Regions from separate parts of the Homo sapiens genome. Here region 1 is linked to region 2. Evidence: chromatin loops called from intact Hi-C (ENCODE). Cell type or tissue: heart right ventricle. All regions are shown on one strand. Each heading gives the region's core, and the rest is flanking DNA. Links, peaks and the distances in the headings are about the cores only.

What was found. Hi-C counts contacts between places; a loop is a spot of excess contacts. Peaks named below come from ENCODE experiments on the same cell type or tissue, not always from the same donor. Only the 100,000 strongest peaks of a DNase experiment are listed, where the experiment ranks them.
Region 1: it touches region 2 in a loop (5-fold over the local background); 2 of 110 quality-filtered maps call a loop at or near these places.

The regions. Positions count from the first base shown.
Region 1 is chr18:41,299,307-41,310,746 of GRCh38, reverse strand. No RefSeq gene overlaps it. Among named protein-coding and RNA genes, the nearest start is that of KC6, 220 kb to the left of the region's middle. In heart right ventricle, for the core only: no CTCF peak of the experiment used is centred there; no DNase peak of the experiment used is centred there.
Region 2 is chr18:41,365,297-41,376,736 of GRCh38, reverse strand. No RefSeq gene overlaps it. Among named protein-coding and RNA genes, the nearest start is that of KC6, 150 kb to the left of the region's middle. In heart right ventricle, for the core only: no CTCF peak of the experiment used is centred there; DNase peaks (open chromatin) are centred at 4,816 and 5,808; H3K27ac peaks cover 740 bases.

The sequences.
Region 1 (11,440 bases), core at 4,214-8,213, 67 kb after region 2:
AATGTTCAAATATCTAGGATCTTCCATCCTAGATATTTTTTTTTTGAGAAAAAGTTCTTGCTTTAAGTTTATTGTCCATCTCTCTAAAAATAGTCATGTCACTTTGAAGTTCACACACAAAACCACATGGTTGACAAGAAATGCATGCCAGTTTCTGGAAAGAAATATAGTTATAATTAAGTATTAAGCAAGCCCCTTCTTTGTTGCTAATGGTCACATAGCAGTAGATACTGATCATTTGTATTTCCATTGTTTCTATAGATAGGATTTCTGACATTAAGATTATAAAACTGTTTAAGAATTGTTTTGCATTCCCAATGTTCCCATAGAAATAGTCTCTGACACTGGAATTATAAGACTTTTATTCACAGATCACTTACGATTTTCTTCAGACCCCAAATTCAGCAACCAGTTTGAATACCCTCACAGAGGAAGAGGATCAGCATGAAAATACAGTTTTTTTCATCTCCCTGTCCCATGACTTCATCCTGCACTCTTCAACCAATGACCTCCACACTTAGGCCAACTCCAAAACCATTAAAACCCTATCCCCAAATTCCTCTGGGAGATGGATTTGAGGTTTTCTCCCATCTCCTCCTTCAGTGACTGTATGATTAAACCTCTTTCTCTACTGCAACCCCCATCTCTATGTATTAACTTGCTGTGTGTATTGGGTAACAAACTTATTAGTTACATCATCACCAAATTGTTTATTGAAAATCACTCCAGAAACTCTGTAGCTAATTGCAATGAAAACTAAAAATGTTTATCAGTGATTAGTCAGTCTTGAAAAATGATGGATAGCAAAATCCATATTTATTATACAGTAATACATTTCTCTATTATACAGTAGGGAAAACAGGCCAAATACAAACCTTACTTGTAATCCTTTATCTGTGTTAAAAATCGATTTTCAAAAAAAGTAAAATCACAACTCTAGTGGAGCAAAAAATGGCTTCCTTCCACCCTCCTTGGTTCCTTGGCTGGGTTATGAATTCAATTGTCATAAGACATATTAACAGGAAAAAAAATTATATTTAATTATGTATCTATGCACACATAAAATTCTCACAAAATATGAGAGTTGAGGAGGGGTCAGATGATTGAAGTTTATGTAGCATCCTGAGCTACAGCAAACAGGAGGGGTTTGGAGCTTCTGAGGGTTGGTGGCCACACAAGTTATGGGAAGTGAAAGGAGAAATTGTATGGTGAATAACAGTTAACTTGTTATGCAGATAAAGCCTCTCAGGTAATAAATGTTTTGGAGCAGCCTTCTTTTTGAGACAGATACTTTACCAATGTAGATGTTCTTTATAGAAGTAAATTTCTTTTACAAATAGCTTTTCAGAGCTACTCCTATGTCTGCAAGTTTCTTAGAATAACCAGCTCAAAATATGCCAAACAAGTATATTTTAGGGTGACATATTCTGGTCTCCTAGTCATATTTCAGGGTGGTGTGTCCTGAGCAAAACATGACTCTCATATAAATATAAAATGTCTATAAAATGTTTTAGTAAATTAATTGATGAAAGTACCAGTCATGGTGTTGTTGGGGGTCAGAAAAATATAAGAATCTTGAGAATATTCTGGGAAAAGTATACCTTAAAAGTTAAAAAAATGTGTACTGTCTTACACACAGTGAGTAAATCACTTCATTCAACCTTGTATCAATGTAAGGTGTTGTAGTTTTTAAGACAGATTTAAAAGATTTTCTAATGTGTGTACACTGGAGTATGTTACTTTAGCAAGCTGAGGACTTTTAATTAATATAAATTGGAAGTCATTAGAAGCTGCTTCAGAGCCAGTAATTTTCTAAACTTCTCATGTTTCTCCCTGCCTCCAAGGGAGAAAGGGGGCTGTCTCTAGAATTTTATCTAACTAACTGAGGAGACATCTTTCAAAGGAAATGGAATTGTCTTAAACCTCCTTCCTAGGAATCTTATTAAATTACCAGGAAAGAGGCTGGGCGCGGTAGCTCACACTTGTAATCCCAGCACTTCGGGAGGCTGAGGTGGGTGGATCATGAGGTCAGGAGATCGAGACCATCCTGAACAACATGGTGAAACATCGTCTCTACTGAAAATACAAAAAAATTAGCTGGGTGTGGTGGCATGTGCCTGTAACACCAGCTACTCGGGAGGCTGAGGCAGGAGAATTGCTTGAATCTGGAAGTGGGAGGTTGCAGTGAATCGTGATCTCTCCACTGAACTCCCGCCTGGCGGCAGACCAAGACTCCATCCCAAAAATTAAAATAAAATAAATAAATAAATAAATAAATTGCCAGGAAAGATTAACTACCAGAAAAGAGGAGATTAAAGTTGTCGCCACACCCAGACAGACTTTTTATCTATTCTTCAGATGGCAGCTAAGAAGAATTACCTAAGATAACTTATCTGAATAATAAGACAACTTTCGCTTGCAATGCAGTTTTATCCTTCATCTTTCCATAAATTTTTGGCCTCATTCAGTTTCTAAACACATTCATTTACAAACTATTGTATGCCCCTTGGACCCATCAAACTGTCCTAAAAATTATTTACTAGCCCTAAAATTGGCCTACATACCCCCATCTTCCCCAACTCTATGAAAAGGAGGCTATTTAAGCTTCAGCCATCTGTTCCTTCGAGTCTCATATTTTGTATGACTCCTGTGCCTATGCACATTAAGAAATTTGCATGCCTTTTCTCCTGTTAATCTGTCTAATATCAGTTGATTTCAGCAGGCTAAAACTTTCAAAGGGAAATTCTCTTTGCCCCTAAAGTGTTAAAACTAAGTTAAAGAAACATCTGAAGAATAATTATACATAGATAATCAGGAATATTAAACAAAATTTTAAATAAATGTAAGACTGCTTATTGTCTTTTTTGTCAGAAGTAACAAAGACTCCTTGACTAACCTTTAGTCGGGGCCTTCTAATTTCTCTTCTCAACTAGGCTCTTAGTTGTTGCGCCTGTATCACCCAGTTTTAACAAGAATTCAAAGTCAGTTTAGAGGGAACCTCAGACCCTTGATATCTGATCATCCTAGCCAGCCTTCAACGAGAATTCTGTCAAATCTGCTTAGCCAGAATCCCACCTTACCTTTGATATTTCCTCTTAATAATATTGTTATCCACTGACCTCTACCCTACTTCTTGGCTAAAAATCTTCACTTGTCCATGATGCATTAGCAATTGAGTCCAGCTCTATGCTGAAGTCTCTTTCCTCTATTGTGATTGTTCCTGAATAAAATGTTTTGAATGTTTTATTATCCAGACCAGGTTTTCTTTGACAGAATTGAAAATCAATTGTGTTTCCCTCGGAAAAAAAATTATTTGCATTGTTATCAGTTCTGTACATTTTGCGGAATTATAAGATTAGTCAAAGATGATGAAAGTGGCAGACACCTATAGATACTAACAACCTTGAAAGGTTTGCTAGACTATTCCCTTCATTTCATTGAAAGGATATCTAGAAATTATTATGTGTATTTCAAATTATTTCCCATTTTACCTTTATATCAGATATTGAAATATCTGCCATAGTGAAAGCTTGGTAGTCATCTCTCCTTCTCACTACCATATGGTAGCTATTTCTTTCAAAGGCTCTGCTTCTCTTTTTCACCCTATTTGTTACTTCTAAAATTCATCTGAGAGACTGTAACACTTTACATTACAACAAGGTTGAATCAAGTAAATTATTCACCTTATGTGAAGGCATTAGCACATTTTGTTATTCTTTTAAGGCCCATTTTTCTGAGAATACTCTCAGGATTCTTACATTTTTTAGGCATTACTTCTTACCAAAGAAATAAAAGAAAAAAATCACAATTATTAATAAAAAATAATTACTATCTGTGGCAGGCAGGATAATAGTTCCCAAGATGTCCATTCTTAATCCCTCAAAACTGGAAATATGTTGGCTAAATGACATTTATGATCACAGACGGAATTAAGGTTGCTTATCAGCTGACTTTAAAATACTAAGCTTATCCTGGACTATCCATGTGAATCCAATGCAATCACAAGAGTTCTTAAAAATGGAAGACAGAAGCAGAAAAAGTGAGTCAGTTTGAGATGTGACTATAAGACAATGGCCAGAGAGATTCAATGTTACTAAATTTAAAGATGGAGGGAGAAGCCATGTCCAAAGTAATATGGGCAGCTCTAGAAAAGGCAAGAGAAGAAATTATTCCCTAAAACTTTAGAATAAAATGCAGCCTTATTGACAACTTAATTTTTTCCCAATGTGATCCACATAGGATATCAAAACTAAGATAACATATTTGAATTTTTCAGCTGCTAATATTTTGGAAATCTATTATATTGCTACAACCTGATGGTTTTTTTTTCTTTTCTTTTTGCCCACTGCATGAAAAAAGCCAATACACTGAGAGAGCAGAGTTACAGTAGAGAAATATATTAACTATTGCAAGGCAGCCAAACGAAAGGATGGGAAACATTTCTCAAAGCCACCTATGTAAAAGCTCAGAGCCTGAGGGTTTTTTTTTTTTTTTTTGAGATAGAGTCTTGCTCTGTCACCCAGGGTGGAGTGCAATGGTGAAATCTTGGCTCACTGCAACCTCCACCTCCTGGGTTCAAGCAGTTCTCCTGCCTCAGCCTTCCGAGTAGTTGGGATTACAGGTGCCCACCACCAAGCCTGGCTAATTTTTGTATTTTTAGTAGAGTCAGGGTTTTGCCATGTTGTTCAGGCTGGTCTCGAACTCCTGACCTCAGGTGATCCACCCGCCTTGGCTTCTCAAAGTGCTGGGATTACAGGTGTAAGCCACTGCACTCGAGCTGCCTAAAGTTTATTTTAAGGATAATTTGGTGGGCAAGTGCTAGGGAATGGGTGCTACTGATTGGTTGAGGATGAAATCATAGAAGTTTCCAAACTGTCTTCATTCACTGAGCTAATTTCTGGGCTGAAGTCTCAGGATCAGTAGTCAGCTTCTTGGTATGAGCCACAGGTTCTGCTGATATTAGCTAGTCCACCCAAATGCAAAAGTCTGAAAAATATCTCAAAGACCAATTTTAGGTTTTGACAATAATGATGACATCTATAGGAGAAATTGGTGAGTTTACAAATATTGACCTCTCGCTATAAGACTCTTAATAAGTAAGGGATTATAGAAAGGAAAGTTAGGAAACAGTGGCTGATTATTATTTAACTATGCCTACACTTTAGCCAAATTCAGGTCCTTGCCATAATCCTAAACTTGTGGTCTTTCATTAGTTTCACAAAGGCAATTTTGGTCCCAGAGCAAATAATACATTAGTTTGGGGAAGGGACTGTTATTATCTTAGTTTAAAAGTTAACAAAGGCAATTAGTTTGTGAGGTTAGAAGCAAGAAGGAGCCAGTTAGGTAAAATTTCTCTCACTGTTATAATTTTTTTTTTCTTTTTTGAGACAGAGTCTCCCTCTGTCACCCAGGCTGGAGTGCAATGGTGCAATCTCAGCTCACTGAAGCATCTGCCACCTGGGTTCAAGTGATTCTTGTGTCTCAGCCTCCTGAGTAGCTGGAATTACAGGCATATGCCACCATGATTGGCTAATTTTTGTATTTTTTGGTACAGACAGGGTTTCACCATATTGGCCACACTGGTCTCAAACTACTGGCCTTAAGTGACCTGCCTGCCTCAGCCTTTCAAAGTGCTGTATTACAGGTGTGAGCCATCATGCTTGGCCTTCACTGTTATAATTTTTGCAAAGGCAGTTTCAATATCAGTAACAGGAAAATAATATAGTATTCCACAGTTAGATAATCAAGCAATGGTAGCTAGAGATGATACACCCTCAGAATAATGCATCTAGTTTAAAAAAAGATAGCAAGAGTTATTAAGTTCCGTTATGATCTGTGTTCTCCAACTTGTCTAAAAGTATAAAATGTGAGAAAGAATCCAATAGCACTTGATGGACACTCAGGAGTATAATAATGTTTGAAAAGGTAAAATTATGTTCTTTTAGAGAAAACAGAATGAGCACAGTATCCAAGATATTATTTTAATCACTAATTAATATGGGAACAAGGAAGACTTGATATCCTGCTAGAATAACACCTGTTAATCCATGATATTTAGAGGCAAATTAGCAAATAAATGTTAGAATAATGTTGCTGAGTTAGATATAACCTGGTTAGTTTCCAATAAGCCATTAGTGATTTGGATCATCTCATCTACCAAAATGAAATTAATGCATCTCTTTCAAACAAAATTCTGCAATTTAACAAGTCACTTTACTAAATCTAGAATATTCAGTAAAGACTAAATAATATGATAAAGTATACTGTCCCTCTGACAGTCCTTTGGGGGTGCCTTTGCATCTGCATAAAAAAATGCCACAACAACTTTTGCTTTATTTCCAAGTTTAAGTTAATTGTTTCTAACAGGGGCAATAAAACATATTGTCAGTTGGAAAACATGGAATATCAGATAGCTATATTAAACTCAGGAATTAAAATAGAAAAAATAGAAACATAATAATCAAAAATATAGTAAATAGGAAAAAAATAGTCCTTTATGTAGTCACATAGCATAAGAAAAGGAAAAGATCTATTCTAAAAATGGAAAGAAAAGTTTAATGGCAAAAATATTTTTATTCTTAAAATAATATTTTATAATTTGTTCTATGTTTTCAAACATACAAAAAAACAGAATCTTTGGACAATGGTATAGTTAAGATAAAAACACACACGATATTCCCTTATCCATTTTTAATACATCGGGATATTGATAAAATATTTTAAATAGCTATAAAATATGCACAGTAAGTCTTGAAAGTAAAAATAGAAACAGCAGTGTCCCAAGGACAAAGAAGAATCCCATAGTGTTTAGTATAAATTGAAGTTAAACTGCCTACAGAGAAAGTGAAAATAAATGTCAGCCTTCAGGACTAGGGATTGTATGTTTTTGTGGGGATGATAGTCAACGTCACAGAGGTACTACATGGAAAAACTCTTTGCAAATTAATAAAGGAGCTGAAAATGTACTTCCTCTCTGTAAATTAGAAACTCATGATTCCTGCTTATCAGCCCAGAGACACAGTTTGAATAAAAATGTACACACCATGCCATAGATGAAAACCAAATCAATAATTGAAGAGTAGAATTCCAAGTCACAATTATATTTGTCTTGGAGGTGGGATGGCTGGTAGGGCTGAAACATAAACTGTAAACCTTAATACATTAATAAAAAAAATCCATGCTGAAATGGGTAAAACTTATAGTGTTCAGGCAGATGTAACTATGAGGTAGTAGTCTTACAGGAATATAGAAATGCCTCCTCAATCCAGAACAAACTTGGGTCTGTGGCCAATGATAATCTCTAATAGGACTAAGACTATAGAAAGAAACATAAAATTTGACAGACAGTAAAAGTCTATGAATAATGTAATGCCATTAACAGTTTATTAAACAGATAAATTCCCGTGGGACTAGAGACAATAGATCAATCTGAAAGGGACAATTATATACTTTTATTTAAAACATTCAAAGAAATAAAGTAGGAAAGGCAAACATAAAAATGTCAACAGATGTATAAAAATAATTACAGTGGAATCTTGGAAATGAGATTGGACCAAATGGACCAAACAGACATTTACACAACTCTCCACTCCAAAACAACAATATACACTTTTCTCATCTGCACATGGCCTATTCTCTAAAATCAACCATATATTTAGCCATAAAATAATCTTCAGCAAATTCGAAAACCTAAATTTGTACCAAACACACTCTTGGACCACAGCACAATAAAATTGAAATCAGTACTAGGAAAATAACTCACAACTATATAATTACATATAAATTAACCTCCTCCTGAATGACTTCCAGGTAAACAATGCAATTAAGGCAGGAATCAAGAAATTATTTTAAACTAATAAGAATAAAGATAGAACATACGAGAGTCTCTGGGACAGAGTTAAAGCAGTATTATGAGGAAAATTTATAGCACTAATTACCCACATCAAAAAGTTAGAAGTATCTCAAATTAACAACCTAACATCACACCTAGAGAAACTAGAGAAACAAGAATACACCAACCCTGAAGCTAGCGAAAGACAAGAAATAACCAAAATCAGGGCTGAACTGAAGGAAATTGAGACACAAAATAACATGGAAAATATCAATGAGTTCAGGAGTTGGTTTTTTGAAACAAGAAATAAGATTGATAGACCACTATCTATACTAACAAAAAAGAGAGAAGAATCAAATAAACACAATCTGAAATGATAAAGGGAACATTACTACAGATCTCACAGAAATACAAAAAACCTTCACAGACTACTATGAACACTTTTATTTATATAAACTAGGAAATCTAGAAGAAATGGATAAATTCCTGGAAACATACAACCTTCCAAGATTGAACCAGGAAGACACTGAATCCTTGAACAGACCAATAACAAGCTCCAAAATTGAATCAGTAATAAAATGTCTAGCAACCAGAAAAAGCCCAGGAACGATAGATTCACAGTGGAATTCTGCCAGATGCATAAAGAAGAGCTGGTACCATTCTTACTGAAGCTATTCCAGAAAAAAAATGCAGGTGGAGGAAGTCTTCCAACTCCTTCTATGAGGCTAGCATCATCCTGATATCAAACCTGGCAGAGACACAACAATGAAAGGAAACCTCAGGCCAATATCCTTGATGAACAGATATACAAAAATCCTCAACAAAATACTAGCAAACTGAATTCAGCAGCACATCAAAAAGCTAATCTACCATGATCAAGCAGGCTTTATTCCTGGAATGTAAGTTTGGTTCAACATGTACAAATCAATAAATGCTATTCACCATATAAACATAACTAAAAACAAAAATCACATGATCATATCAATAGATAAAGAAAAGGCTTTCAATAAAATTAAACTTCTTTCATGTTAAAAACCATCAACAAACTAGGCATTGAAAAAGCATACTTCAAAATAATGAGAGTCATCTATGACAAACCCACACCAACATCATACTGCATGGGGAACAGCTGGAAGCATTCCTTTTGGCAACTGAAACAAAGCAAGGATGCCCACTCTTACCACTTTCATTCAACATAGTAATGGAAGTCCTAGCCAGAGCAATCAGACAAGAGAAAGAAATGAAAAGCATCCAAATACAAAGAGAGGAAGTCTTTGCAGATCCGTTTGCAGATGATGTGATTCTATACCAAGAAAACCCCATAGTCTCTGCCCCAAAGCCTCCTGATCTGATAAGTAACTTCAGCAATGTTTTAGAATACAAAATTAATGTTCAATAATTAGTAGCATTTCTATAAACCAACAACATCCAAGCTGAAAGCCAAATCACAAACATAATCTCATTCACAATAGCCACAAAAAGAATAAAATAGTTCCTAACCAGGGAGGTGAAAGATCTCTAAAATGAGAATTAGACAACTCCACTCAAAAAAATCAGAGATGACACAAACCAGTGAGAAAACATTCTGTGCTCATTCATAGAAAGAATCAACATTGCTAAAATGTCCATACTACCCCAAGCAATTTACAGATTTAATGTAATTCCTATTTCCTTATGGCCACACTTCTTCCTCTTCCAGAAGATAGTTTATTTAATGAGACTATTTTGAAACATTCTCTATTTACTTTGAAACACTGCTTTTTAACCTGTAAAAATATAGTTATACATTGAAAGGAATTTGCAAAGAAATGTGTAGGGAGGTCCTGGGGACCCTTTCCCTCAGCCTCTTTCAGTATTAACATCTTATAGCAAAATACCTAAATCATGAAATAAGCATTGGTATAATTCACAGTGCTTATTTATATTTTACCAGTTATACATGAAATAATTTGTATGTTATTTGGTGTGTGTGTGTGTGTGTGTGTTTGTGTGCGTGTGTGTATGTGGCACCCATGTAGCAACCACTTTCCTTCTTCCCCTAGCCCTTGACAGCCGCTAATTTATTCTCTATATCTATAATTATTTCGTGAATGTTATATGAGTAGAATCAAACATTCAAACCCTTTGAAACTGGCTTTTTTTTCCCCTACTCAACCTAACTTCCTTGAGGCTCATTCAAGTTGTTGCACATATTTTTAACTTGCTCCTTTCCATTGCTGAGTAGTATTCCAGGGTATGAATTACCGCAGTTTGTTTAGAAACACGTGTCTTTTTAAATTATCATCATTCCTCCACATAACTTTTACTTAGGGCAGTGCTTTGAATCCAAAACCATTAAGCATGCAAGAAGTATTGGAAGATAAGAAAGAATTACTTGCCTACTGTGCTTTGGTGTGACCCTAAAGTAGCTATTATCTACAAAGTTTCAAATTACATAATTTTCCATCCTATATTTTAGAAAAGTGTGTTAATTTTAGAGCTGTGTATTCCAGAATATCTGATTTGATGTTGTTTGAATATAACAAAAATATCAAATTGATTGCTTTCTTCCTAGTTGATCAGCTAAATCCATTTGCTTGAATGACCAATCTAATTAAAGCCAAATAGTAAATATGATCTTTGCAGGTCATATGGTCTCTGTCATAACTACTCAACTAATCATTGCAGCGGGAAAGCAGTTATAGACAATGGCAAACAAATGTTCATAACCAGATTTGGCCTACGGGCCAAATAGTTATATATAGTTTGCTGACCCTGATATTAGACTATTGCATTGTGCACTGTTAACTGCAATAGAAAACAAAAAGTTATCTCACATAGTTTCCATATATTCTGACCTCCAGTCTAATGTCATAAATACAGAAATGTTTATGAAGTGAATAGGTATTGACTGTGATATTTGAGATATTATGTAAAATCTCATATCTTGTTACCATATTTACAATTTGTTTTTTATTTTTGCCTTTCATTATCTTATTATTTAATTGGGATGAAAAGCTATGACTCAATTAAAGAATAGTAAAAGGTCAAATGATAGTGCAGGTAACAAGGTTTATAAATATCCAAGGCAGGGAGAGGTCAGCTACAGTGAATAGACCAAGGGACACTGAAATGAAAACCATAGCTTTGAGCTGGTCCATGAAGGATAAATAACACCTGGAGTGGAAGAAAATATATAGCAGGCATTCTAGAAGAACTCTGGGTATAGCTGCGTATAAATATTGAAACAGTGCCCTGCACAAAGTTAGTGAACAAAATTGCGTGTTTTTGTTGTTATAGTATTAATACCATGAATATAATAATTATGGAAGAGTGCCATCCAGTGCATCTAGAGTTGTGTGTTTCACAGGATAGTTGCTACTCCTATAGAATATAAACCCATGCATTTGATTCTCATTTCTGGTTCCCAAAAGGTCTGCTGTTTATTGGTGGTCATGACTCACACTGGACACCAAGTTTCTACAATTTATAATATCCTGTTTAGCATAAGATCCTGAGAAGAAATCAGTGTAATTTTATTTGATTTAGCATTTAAACCTCATTATTAGTGATTTAATGATTTATTGTTAGCGTACCATCCAAATACCTGACCACAAAAATCACATTCTT
Region 2 (11,440 bases), core at 3,601-7,600:
CTTGAACTTCTGGCCTCAAGCGATCCTCCTGCCTTGGCCTCTCAAAGTGCTGGGATTACAGGCTTGAGCCACGGCACCCTGCCAAAGTGAGCTTTATAAATTGTTGTCTGTTTATTTTGTATTCCTTCTTATAATTCTTTGGTATTTTCTCCTTCATTTTGAATAATATTTTACCTATGTCCGTGGCTGCTATGGTTCTTACTTTCCTTTCCAAATTTATCTCGTACCTCTCTGTCCATGGCTCACTCTGCTACAGCAGCTCAGGCTTCTTTTAACATACTTGCTAAATTCTTTCCTAATTCAGGCTTTCTGCACATGCTATTCTTTTTGCTCTTTGCAAGAATGACTCCTTCTCAGCTGTCATGTGTATGTTTAAATGTCAACTCTTCACAGGGACGTCCCCTGACCATCATACCTCACAAATCTCCTCCCTGTATTTTTTTTTTATCCTTGTACCCTGTTTTATTCTTTCAACAATACATGAGAGCAGAGGACATGTCTGTTTTGTTCACCAAGGATCCACTCAGTGTCTAGCAGTGTCTGTCCCATATTAATCCCTCAATAAATATGTATTGAAGGAATAATTTTCTTTAAAAAAGAAAAAATGGGCCAGGCGCATTGGCTCAAACCTGCAATCCCAGGAGTCTGAGAGGCCGAGGTGGGTGGATCATTTGAACTCAGGAGTTTGAGACCAGCCTCGGCAACGTGGTGAAACTCCGTCTCCGTCTCTACCAAAAATACAAAAAATTAGCTGGGCATGGTGGTGGACACCTGTGGTCCCAGCTACTGTGGAGGCTGGGATGGGAGGACCACTTGAGCCCAGAAGGTGGAGGTTGCAGTGAGCAGAGATTTGGCACCTGCACTCCAGCCTGGGCGACAGAGGGAAACCTTGTCTCAAAAAAAAAAATGCATAAAAAAGGAAAAAGAAAGAAAGAATATGATGAATAAACCTTCATAACTAATGAAATAGCAACTTGTATTTATTTGTTTATTCATTTTAGAGACAGGGTCTTGCTTTATCACCCAGGCTGGAGTGAGCCATCATAGCTCATAGAAGTATGTAACTTCTAACTCCTAGGCTCAAGCGACCCTCCCACATCAGCATTCAGAGTAGCTCCATCTACAGGCATGTACCACCAACCCAGCTAACGTTTTTTAATTTTTTGTAGAGACAAGGTCTTGATATGTTGCCAAGCTGGTCTCGAATGCCTGCTTCAAGTGATCCTCCCTCCTTAGCCTCCTAAAGTGCTGTGCCCAGCCATGAAATAGCAACTTTTAAAGGTATGCTTGAAAAGGATAAATTTTCTTAATAAACTAGAAATGGCTCTCTTCCAGCCATACACAAAGCTCTATAGAATAAAATAACTTTCATGGTTCGTAGATACGTTAAACTAGAAACTCTTCTTCCTTTGTCTGGCCAGGAACTATCTGCCTATGATCTAGAGAATACATAGGTAATTTGAAGATACTATCTGTCCCTGAGATCACAGCAATTGTTCTCCAATGAGCATGAAAGTTTCTTCTTGAAAACATTTAATGTGTCAGTGCGAATAACATATTTAGTTAATTCTGAAACGAAATTATTGATTCAAAATCACCTGTGTAATGTGACAGGAGCAATCAATTGATGTAGAATTTAGTTTTCTAGGCATATATCTTGGCAATCAGCAGTTGCTTCTTTGGGACTGGCCCTTTGCCTGCAATTTGCAGTATCTGCCTCTGAGTGGAATGGTGTTCTGCTAATTTAGATAACTACAACAACAAAACAATTTAAATGCCCCACTGGTCTAATTGAACAGTTAGAAATTATAAGAGATGGATTTGAAAAATTTAAATGAAAAGAAACAAATTTGGTCCAAACAGTGAAAACTTCAGAATGAGTCAGAAAATTTAAAAGGAAAACAAGGTGGGAATACCTTGGAAAAAAACTTTAGTACATGTTGTAATCTGCATGATACCAGACTGATGGTTACTATATTTCCATCATTCCCTAGGTTGCACTATAGTTTTTTAGGCAAGCTGTAAAACTTGGTCTTTCTATGTTGTTTACCGGGAAAAGTGAGCTTGCATTAAGAATAGCATACTATATAAAACGTACCTAGAAAATGAAAGTAAAGGAGTGCAGAATCAAAGAAAGTATGATGCTGATGTTCCTGATCAAATCAATTAGAAGAAAAATATTATTCATTATATCAGCATTATACACATATTACATATCTAATAAATTGAGTAAAAATTTTTCACATTTAAAATAACTTTTTTTCGTATTGAAACAATGTGGGACCCTGAAATGAACAGATACAAAGACAGAATATTTTATTCTGAAGAAATTCTACCAAAACTAGAATTTGTAACTGTCAAAAACATTGAAAACCAAAGTGTTAAGAATATAATAGATTGGTGGGTTTTTACTAGAATCTGGACAGGGTTTGTTGTCTATAAAGAGGTGGGTGACAATGAACAGCATCAAAGATATTGGAGTGGGAGGTGAGAGGATTGCTTTGAGGCCAGGAGTTTGAGACCCACCTGGGCAACATAGTGAGACCCTGTCTCTAAAAATTAAAATTAAAAAAAATCACCTGGGCATGCTGGTGCATTCCAGCTTATCCAGAGGCTGAGGCGGGACAATCACTTGAGCCCACGAGCTCAAGGTTACAATGAGCTAGAGCTATGATCCCACCACTATACTCTAGCTTGGAAGACAGAGTTAGCCCCTGACTCTTAAAAAAAAAAAAAAAAGAGGAAGAAAAGAAAGAAAGAAAAAAATACTGGGGGAGCAGAAACCAAGGAACCAATGTGTGCATAGATCATATGAAGCATTTCAGATCCACAAAAGTAAAAAAAAAAAGTAAGTTTAAATGCAAATGACTGCCTGTCTTCTTCCACACTGAATGCACAATGAATGGCTTTACATTCCAGGACCTATTGTCTTTAATGGAACCCTCAGAGCTTTCCAGTATATTCCCTGGTACACCTTTACACAAATCATTTTCTTCCACCTACTTTTTGAGTATGGCTGTACCTGTTCTCTGTTCTCAAACTTTTCCTTCTGTCTGACCATCCACCCTCTTCCTATTGTTTAACCAAATCAAGCCCATCTTTTGTGACCCAAAGGGTAGCTCACACTCTTTTTCAAACTTTTTCTGACCATTCCATTTAGAAGTAAAATCTTTCTCTTTCTAGTTCCTATGAGATAGTTATGTGTACAATACAATTTACATTTAATCACACCCTGCTTTTGATGTGTCTTCTACTATTATCTTGAGCTCTTATTTTGGTTTTGAATTATTATATTCATTCACTTTTCACAAATTTATGTTTACATGTTAAAATTGTATTGTAAGTCTCAATGGCAAGGTCCATGACTCATATTTATTATGTAATTTTCACAACATTCAGTACAGTTTTGCAAATATACCTTTACAACTGTGATTTTTCTTTTTTGAGGCTTATTGACCTGCTAAATTTCCTGAGCAGAAATCCTGTAGGTAGGGTTTTGCTTTGGATTATCGAAGCTCTCTTGCATCAAGTGAAGACAGATCAGATTTTTAAACAAATTTTAGATTTTGGTTTTTAAATGAATTATTCGTATGCCTCCACCTTTCCTCAAATTCTAGCATTGTAGTGTTTGCTCCAGGGAAAGCCAATTGCAGTGCTATAAGGAAGGGAAATGACTCTGGAGTTGAGAATGTACTAAGTGTCCTTGGCCTGGCTTGGAGATTGTTTACAGTTCTCAATTCTCCTTTTCTCCTGTTGGTTTTTCTTTTTTCTTTTTCTTTTTTTTTTTTTGCTGTTTATTACTTTTCCTTATTGTTTATTTTTCCTGTTGTTTATTTTTTTACATTACCTGTTTATTTAGTGGTGTCACAAAGCTTGGAATGGAATTGACAGATTTTAGTTTTGCTCCTATTATACACTATGTGCTCCATAGACAGCAGTGAATTTAATGCTCACAACTCCTTGGTGAGATGCATTTTATTGTCCCACTTAATAAGATGAGAAACTTGGGACTTAGAGAGGGTTTTACCTAGGTTGTTGAAACTAAAACCGCGGTGATTGGTTTTTGTATTTTTGTTTTTAGGAGAACACAGAATTTGCTACACACTGAATACAAAAATGAAACCATCTAAGTCGGGATCCAGAGAGCTCCTTCTATTCCCTCTAGGTGCCCCAGGCCATCCCAACCTACCCTAGTAAAAACATTTCCCCAGTCCTGCAGTTTTAGGAATGAATGCATAAAAATAACAAAAGGTGGCAGTGGGTGAGGCTATATGATAGCTAAGAAGCCTGTGCGATGAGTCAAGGCTATTGTCATCTTGAAGCTAGGTGCGCTTGCCGTATTTTCTATCTCCTTTGGTTTTCATGGCCCCTACCATTGTCAGGTTCCTCTAGTTAGAATTTGTGTGAGCAGTCGAATTTGACAGGTGATGATCATCTGGGTTACAGAAAGGAAGCACGTCAAAGGGTTTGCTATAATGACAAGAAATTACAGAGCCGCAATATTCAGTGTGATGCAGCACAAAATCCTCTCCCTGAGAGCTGAAACTGTGTATCAAGCCAAAGCAGTGTTGGTCTGTATGGAGCGGTCACCGGCTACCTTTAGTGATAACGTTGCTAGGATATGAAACTCCAAATGCACTGTTAGTGTGAAAATGGGATTTTTATATTTGAAAAAAAAAAAGAGGTTGGGGGAGAAAGGAAGAATAAGGAAAAAAGAAAGAAAAGAAAAGTCAGGAAAACAGTCAGTCCCTGGTGCTTTTCCTGGGCATTAGAGGCACAGGGATGACATCACCAGCAGCCTATCAGGGCTCTCCAGCTTTGTTCAGGTTCTGAAGCCATGTCATCATCGCCGCTGTAGCCCAGAAATGAAAATAGAACCATCTCTAAATATACAACAATGAGAGTCAAGCACTGCTTTAAAAGGATGAGAGAACCAAGAAAAACTCCTTAAATCCTTAAATCATAGAGTCTTCCTTTCATAAAGAAACTAGAATTTGCCTTCTGGAGCCACTAACCCCAGTATTTATTTTAGTCTGCTTGAGACTTTACAAACTGGCAGTTAAAGCTAATTAAAACATGACTGACACCACCATCATTCCAGTTTGCTCCTGGATGTGGGACAGAGGCAGGTAGACTCTTCCCTAACAGGCAGCAGCAGGATTATGGCCACAGTGTCAAAGGGACAGTTTATTTGGTTTGGATATGGGGACATAGGACTCCCCAGAAAGGTGGGCAAGTGGCTGTTATTGTTAGTAGGTTTCACTTAGCTAAAAGCACAGTTTACAGTTGCTGAAGTTTGATTGATCTGTTGATAAACACTAATGTTTTCCAGTTGACAATTTCTCCATGTTAATTTCTTTAACGCTGGCAGACCTGCCTGGAAGGGACCTATAAATAGTATCAGTGTCATCATCCTTTTTAAGTTAATAATGAGCCATCGTGTTTCAAGGGGCTGGGATTTGGGGACAGGTTGTGCTTGACTGCAGTTTCTGACACTGATACGTTAGCATTTGGAACTTGGTTGAGATGAGAACATGTTTCTTAAAAAATTACAGCAGTGGCCAAATGCATCCATAATAAAAGAGAGCTGTTCATAATTAGTGACTAATTAAACTTTGGAGAGAGGAATAAAGTGCCAAGCACCTCCGTGAAGCATGTCCTTGATGCCGAGGCATTAGTACTGTCCCCACCTCAACTGCAGCTGCCCTTCGCTTTCTTTGCTCCCTCTCTCTACACATACCCTGTTATCACTGAGATAAATGAATGCCTGACTCTGGGAATCAGCTTCGGCCCAGACTGTTCTGTCTGCCAACTGGTGACAGGGGACCAGAGCAGACTTCTCCAATTAGCAGGTCCCCCCCATCAGGCAGCTGGATGCAGTGTGTGTATGTTTGTGGAAGCACATTGCAGCAGCTCAGCCTCTGATTGAGGTCTCCTGAACTGATGAATATGAGCCTAAAAGCAAGACAGACAAATGGGTAAAGTAGCACAACACCTTTTGAAGACATTCTCTCAGTCCAGCTCTCCCCCAACTTGAAGGTGGTTCAAATGAACACCAAAGGCATCATACAATAATGATGATAGTGATGACTGACATCACGCCATCAGGAATCCTAACTAGGTGCATAGCTTCTAAACGGGCATCAATATGAATGGGACACCTTCCCAAGCTGGGTTTGTTATAACAACTCAGGTATTTCTCTAATCTTGAGTTCTCACACTGCACAGAGATGACCTAAGACCAGGATTTTCCGGGCCAGGATTTTCTATTTAGATGCTTGTCCCTCTCATCATTCTATTTTCCTTCACTTTTATTACAATAACTAATTCCTCATTACATTTAACTATTTCCTTCAGGAGCTGCTTTTGGATTCCCAACTCATGACCGAATACATCACTATTCTGATATCAGAAGTTTCTATATGTATTTTCAAAAAAATAATTTAGTAAATATGTTTTCATGCAACGTAACACATTCAGAAAATCTTTCTCAGGTAGCCAGATTTTAAGAAATGCAACTTTAAGCATACCAGGGCTGATGGTCTGGTATGTTAACCCCAATATATGAGGTCTGACAACTTGGGAGCATAGAAATACAGAAAACAGCTAAAACATTTACTGTCCACTAAGGACATTTAGCTCAGCTGAACCAACAAACAAAAACAAAACAAAAAACAAACAAACAAAAAAACAGGCTTTCAGTTTCTCTGCTGGGTCTATCTATTTCTATTCTTTAGTAAGAGATCTTAGAAAAGAAAGACAACTTAGGACAAAAGGCAAAGCTGATAAATCATTTTTTTTTCTATAATAAGCTAATTGTCTATGACTCAAAGAGCATTATAGAAAATTTGACTTGGTACCTTTCTGCAAATCAACAACTTCCTGTACATAATTATTAGATGTAAACTGGCAACAAAGAAACAAATGTCTGATTTCAATAATCTTAGTTATATTTAGAAGCATTGCAACATATTTTTGAAAATTAAGGTCACTTATATGCTCACAGTTATAATGAGAAATGGTTTCATGAAACCGAAATTTGTTTCCTTATGTCAGAAGATAATTTGAGATATTTAAGGAATAAGTTCAAATTAGTAGATTCAAGCATCACGTAATAGAAGGCTTGATCAAAGTTGAGATATGATTATAAGACAATAGCAGTTTGGAAAAGGAGGGGAAGTTAAGGGGGAGCAATTGTGTTCATTTTCTTTGGGTGGATTCTAAGGTGGCTGTAAAGGCAACTCAACAATAAGAATTACCAGACTGGTGACAGAGTTACTGGAACACTTACATGTCCTCCCTCAGAAACTAGTGTAGAGGACATATACTCCAGTGAGCTTGTTTAAAGGAAAACCAGAAAGATTATCAGATAGCCACTGTTTATTCCTTTCACCCCACTACCAGGCAATCGACCAATGCAATCACTGGCAGCTAAGAGGCAGTGGAGGTGACTGAAGAAATTGTGGGAAAATAAAGAAAAGTCAAGTGGTTATATTTACTCAGTCCAAAAATTCTGTCGAATAACACAGTTTCATACAGGAATTCCATAAAATCCCAGAAAAGTTGGGGAAAAGAAAGGACATGTTGCCATAATTAGAGTGACAAAGAACAATGTGGAAAGTGAATGTTAGGCAAAGCATGTGACTGAGAATCCAGAGACATGGTGACTTACCAAAATCATATTTTGTGGGCTTTCTTGTGCTTATCTTCAAAATGAGAGATATTTAACTTGATAATCTCTTAGCATTGATGGCCTTGATATTGTATTATTTTGTGTTTTACTAAGTTGTGTGTATATCTTTGTGTCTACATGTACATGTATACACAGTTTTGTATATAACAATTTAAATTGCACCATATATACATACATATGCAAATATATAATATATAATGTATATTTTATGTGGGTATATATGCACATGTATGTATTATATATTTTATGTGGATATATATTAAAAATGCATGGCCAATCTGGTAGAATATTCTCTCTCTAAAATCTTAGTACAGCCACCCAGTCACAGCAGCTATCTACTTCTGTATTATTGTAGTATTAATATGTCTTAAGACAATCTCCAAAGGAAGGTCATACATTCAATTGCAGAATACATTTTACCACCCCCAAAGTCTTTCAAAATTTTATTCAGATATCTTTCCTCAGATGTGGAATAACTAAGGACAATTGTAAACGATTGAAACAAGCAAGGAAAAAATATGTTTTAGGTAGTTTTAGTCTATCACTGCAAATTCTGTGACTCAAAGTAACATTATTAGTGAAACAGAACTTAGGTGTTTTTTTGGTGAGGGGGGTTGTTCAGTAGTAATCTCTCTTGGCCTTGATTTAAGGAAGACTCCTCTTTTGCTCAACGAAATAGCAAAGAGTGTTATACAGAGGCTTTGATGTTTTCCACTGTCTTCCCTGAAGCACTCACCAGCAACTTTAAGTCAACAATCATCATACTCTTGGTACTGGAGATAGCAGATGAATTTTTTTCCCTAGTAGTTTAATTTTTGGATAAAAGGGGACAAGTTCCAGAAAATAAATGTCACTAGGGTCTTGAATTTTGTCTTGCTATACATGCTCTCTGTATGTAGGCTTTGATCATCATTCATTTAGGCTGTTTTTTTTCCACCAGGTTTTTGAAAAGATATGTCATGCATGCCTGAGCTAACAAACATATCTGTGTTTTCCAATATGTATACTGCTTGCTGTCCCAATGTTCTTTGCTCACTGTGTGCAATAGCCATCACACAGGCTACATTTCAGGGTGAGCAGAACATAAGGCCTCCAACATAGGCCTCCTTGTCCATGAGAGCAGGAATGTTCTGTTTCCTCCTTGCAGCAGGGATACAGTACACAGATCCTTCCTCACCTACTAAAGTCATTGCATAGTCATCTCATTCTCTTCCTGCCTAAAATACCCCTAACACATGAACCTTTTACTTCAGATGCTTACTGCTCTGTCCTACAGACCATTTATAAATTGACAATGGCAAACAGTGGCTCTTGATGCACATAATAAAACAATGATTATATCATCAAAGAATTACGCAGTTATAGTCATGTAACTGCCCTGATTGAAGTAGAAGCAGGGCGTAGCAGAGAGTTAGAACAGTTGTTCCATAAATGTTAAGTAACATACATATACATATATATGTATTAAACTGTTTTAAAATGAGAAAATACTTTCCAAGGAAGAATTGAAAAAGAGACAAAAAGAGAGTTTCTAAATAACACTTCATTGTTCAGAAATTCAGTCTCTTAGTCTGTTTCAACTTCAAGATCAAGGTACCAAAAGATGTGATGTCTAGTGAGGGCTCTTTGCTTCATAGGTGATGTCATTTTTCTGCATCCTCACATGACAAAAGGGATGAACAAGCTCTCCCAGGCCTCTTTTATGAGGGGACAAATCCCATTCATGAGAGCCAAAAGCACGTGACTCAATCACCTCCCAAAGGCCCCACCTCGTAACTACCATCACCTTTGGGATTAGGTTTCAACGTATGAATTTTGAGGGGCACAAACATTCAGACCACAGCATTCAGTACATCTCTTTTAACTCAAATCTTATAGTATTTTGGTATTTAACTCTAATCCGAATTAACCTGTCTGTGTTATTATCATTATAAATAGATATTTGTTAAGTATCTACTAGATAAGTTGTTTTTGGAAGTTACAAATATAGGCAAAACATACTTTGTTTACAAGTTTGAGTGGCATTCTATCGTGTAGCAAAGAAAAGGTCTCCAGAAATTTTACCTAAATTTAGAAAAAAGGTTCATGGTGAGTTCATTTATAGAATGATTGGCTAATTCCAATGCCTTGTTTCAGCTATTAAGTCCTCTACACAGACTTTAGTGATGTTCTAATGAATACTCTGCCAGGATTTCAGTGTAATGAGATTTATGTTAAAACCTTATAAGGAGAGTCCTACAAAGAAAGATCACTACCATTTGTTCTTATTCTGTGTCTAGAAGGACACAAAGAAAGAGGTCCCCTGATTTCTCATCTAGTAATTTTTCTGTGATTATGGCACATTGGCTTGTGTAGATACTGGTTATAAAACTCACCAAGTTTCAAGTGTCATCAGTGTATTATGGAAAATGGTTGGCTAGTAGACACTGTTGTGTGTTATTGCCTCTTCCATCCTATGAGTGGCATATATTTAGAGAGACACTGCCAGTGCCTCAAGGTAAACACAGTTTTAAAACACTTCACTCCAAAATACAAACTTCATGTTCCCTCAAGCTAAAGCCTTCCTGGAATATTCTATACTTTATTGATTTCTCTCTTTTCTGAGCTCCCAAAGGTCTTAAAGTCTGTATTGTCCCCATTAAGAATGCTTTCACATACCATCTTGTACTATTAACTAATTGTTTCAAGTGTGTTGGCCTTGTTCAATTTGATGATTCGTGCCTCTTGGGTACTAACCTTTTCCTCTTTTTACCATCCGCTACCACCAAAATTCTAGGAAAGTAATTGACAGAAATAGCCTTTTGAATTGTTGGTTAATTGAGCAACATACTGAAATCAACTAATTATTTCTTAAACTTGGGTTATGCTTCTGGTTTGGATTGAATTTCAATAAGAAAATGGTATAATAGTCAAGAATCAAGAATTTAAAGTGGTACCTCAGATGTTAGCTAGCTTCTAGACAGCCTATTTTCAAAGAACACTAAATTGTTTTAAGAGAATGACTTTTTCTTCTCAGAAAAATCTGAGAACATGAGCATAATTAGGGGAATTATACAAGGCTCAGGAGCTTGCTATTGAAGAAAACTATGCATTTCGACCCAAGTAACCAGGTTCAGTGTTTACCTCCATCCAAAAAAAGGGGAAAAAAAACCACAAAAACCTTGGAAATATTCAACTTTTCAAAGTCAAGAAAGATAGAGGTAAGCTACAGTATCTGCATATACATACATGAGTGTTTGTGGTTCTGCATTAGCAGCATAGTGGAAATGGTATGTATTAAGTCTTAAGCAAGCATCGGGAGACGAGTGAGAAAAATCTTAATCACATGAGGATCTTAAAGAACAAACATTAAATAAAGAGGAAGTTTATAGAAGCATGGCAGGAGTTAAGGGGTTCAGCAAGGCATATTGAATCATCCAGAGACAAACTGTTGGAAGCTGATACTATTTCTACACCTAAGATACAGAGAGAGAAAACAATGTTACTGGAACCCAAGAGGACTGGAACCATGGAGAATGAGCTGCCCAGAACAAAACTTCAGTAATGGATAGAGACAGCCAGAGATGGTGTTCTGATGCAGACAGCAACAGGAAAGGGACCTGTCCCTCCTTCTGTCTTTTGATGTCCTATTTGTGCCTCCAGTGTACTTAACTAGAATTCCATGAGTATAACAGTGAGAAGTTATAGTCCTTAGGGTCAATCCTTCTGGCCACAGAGGAAGTCCAAACAATATGGATAATAGATAGG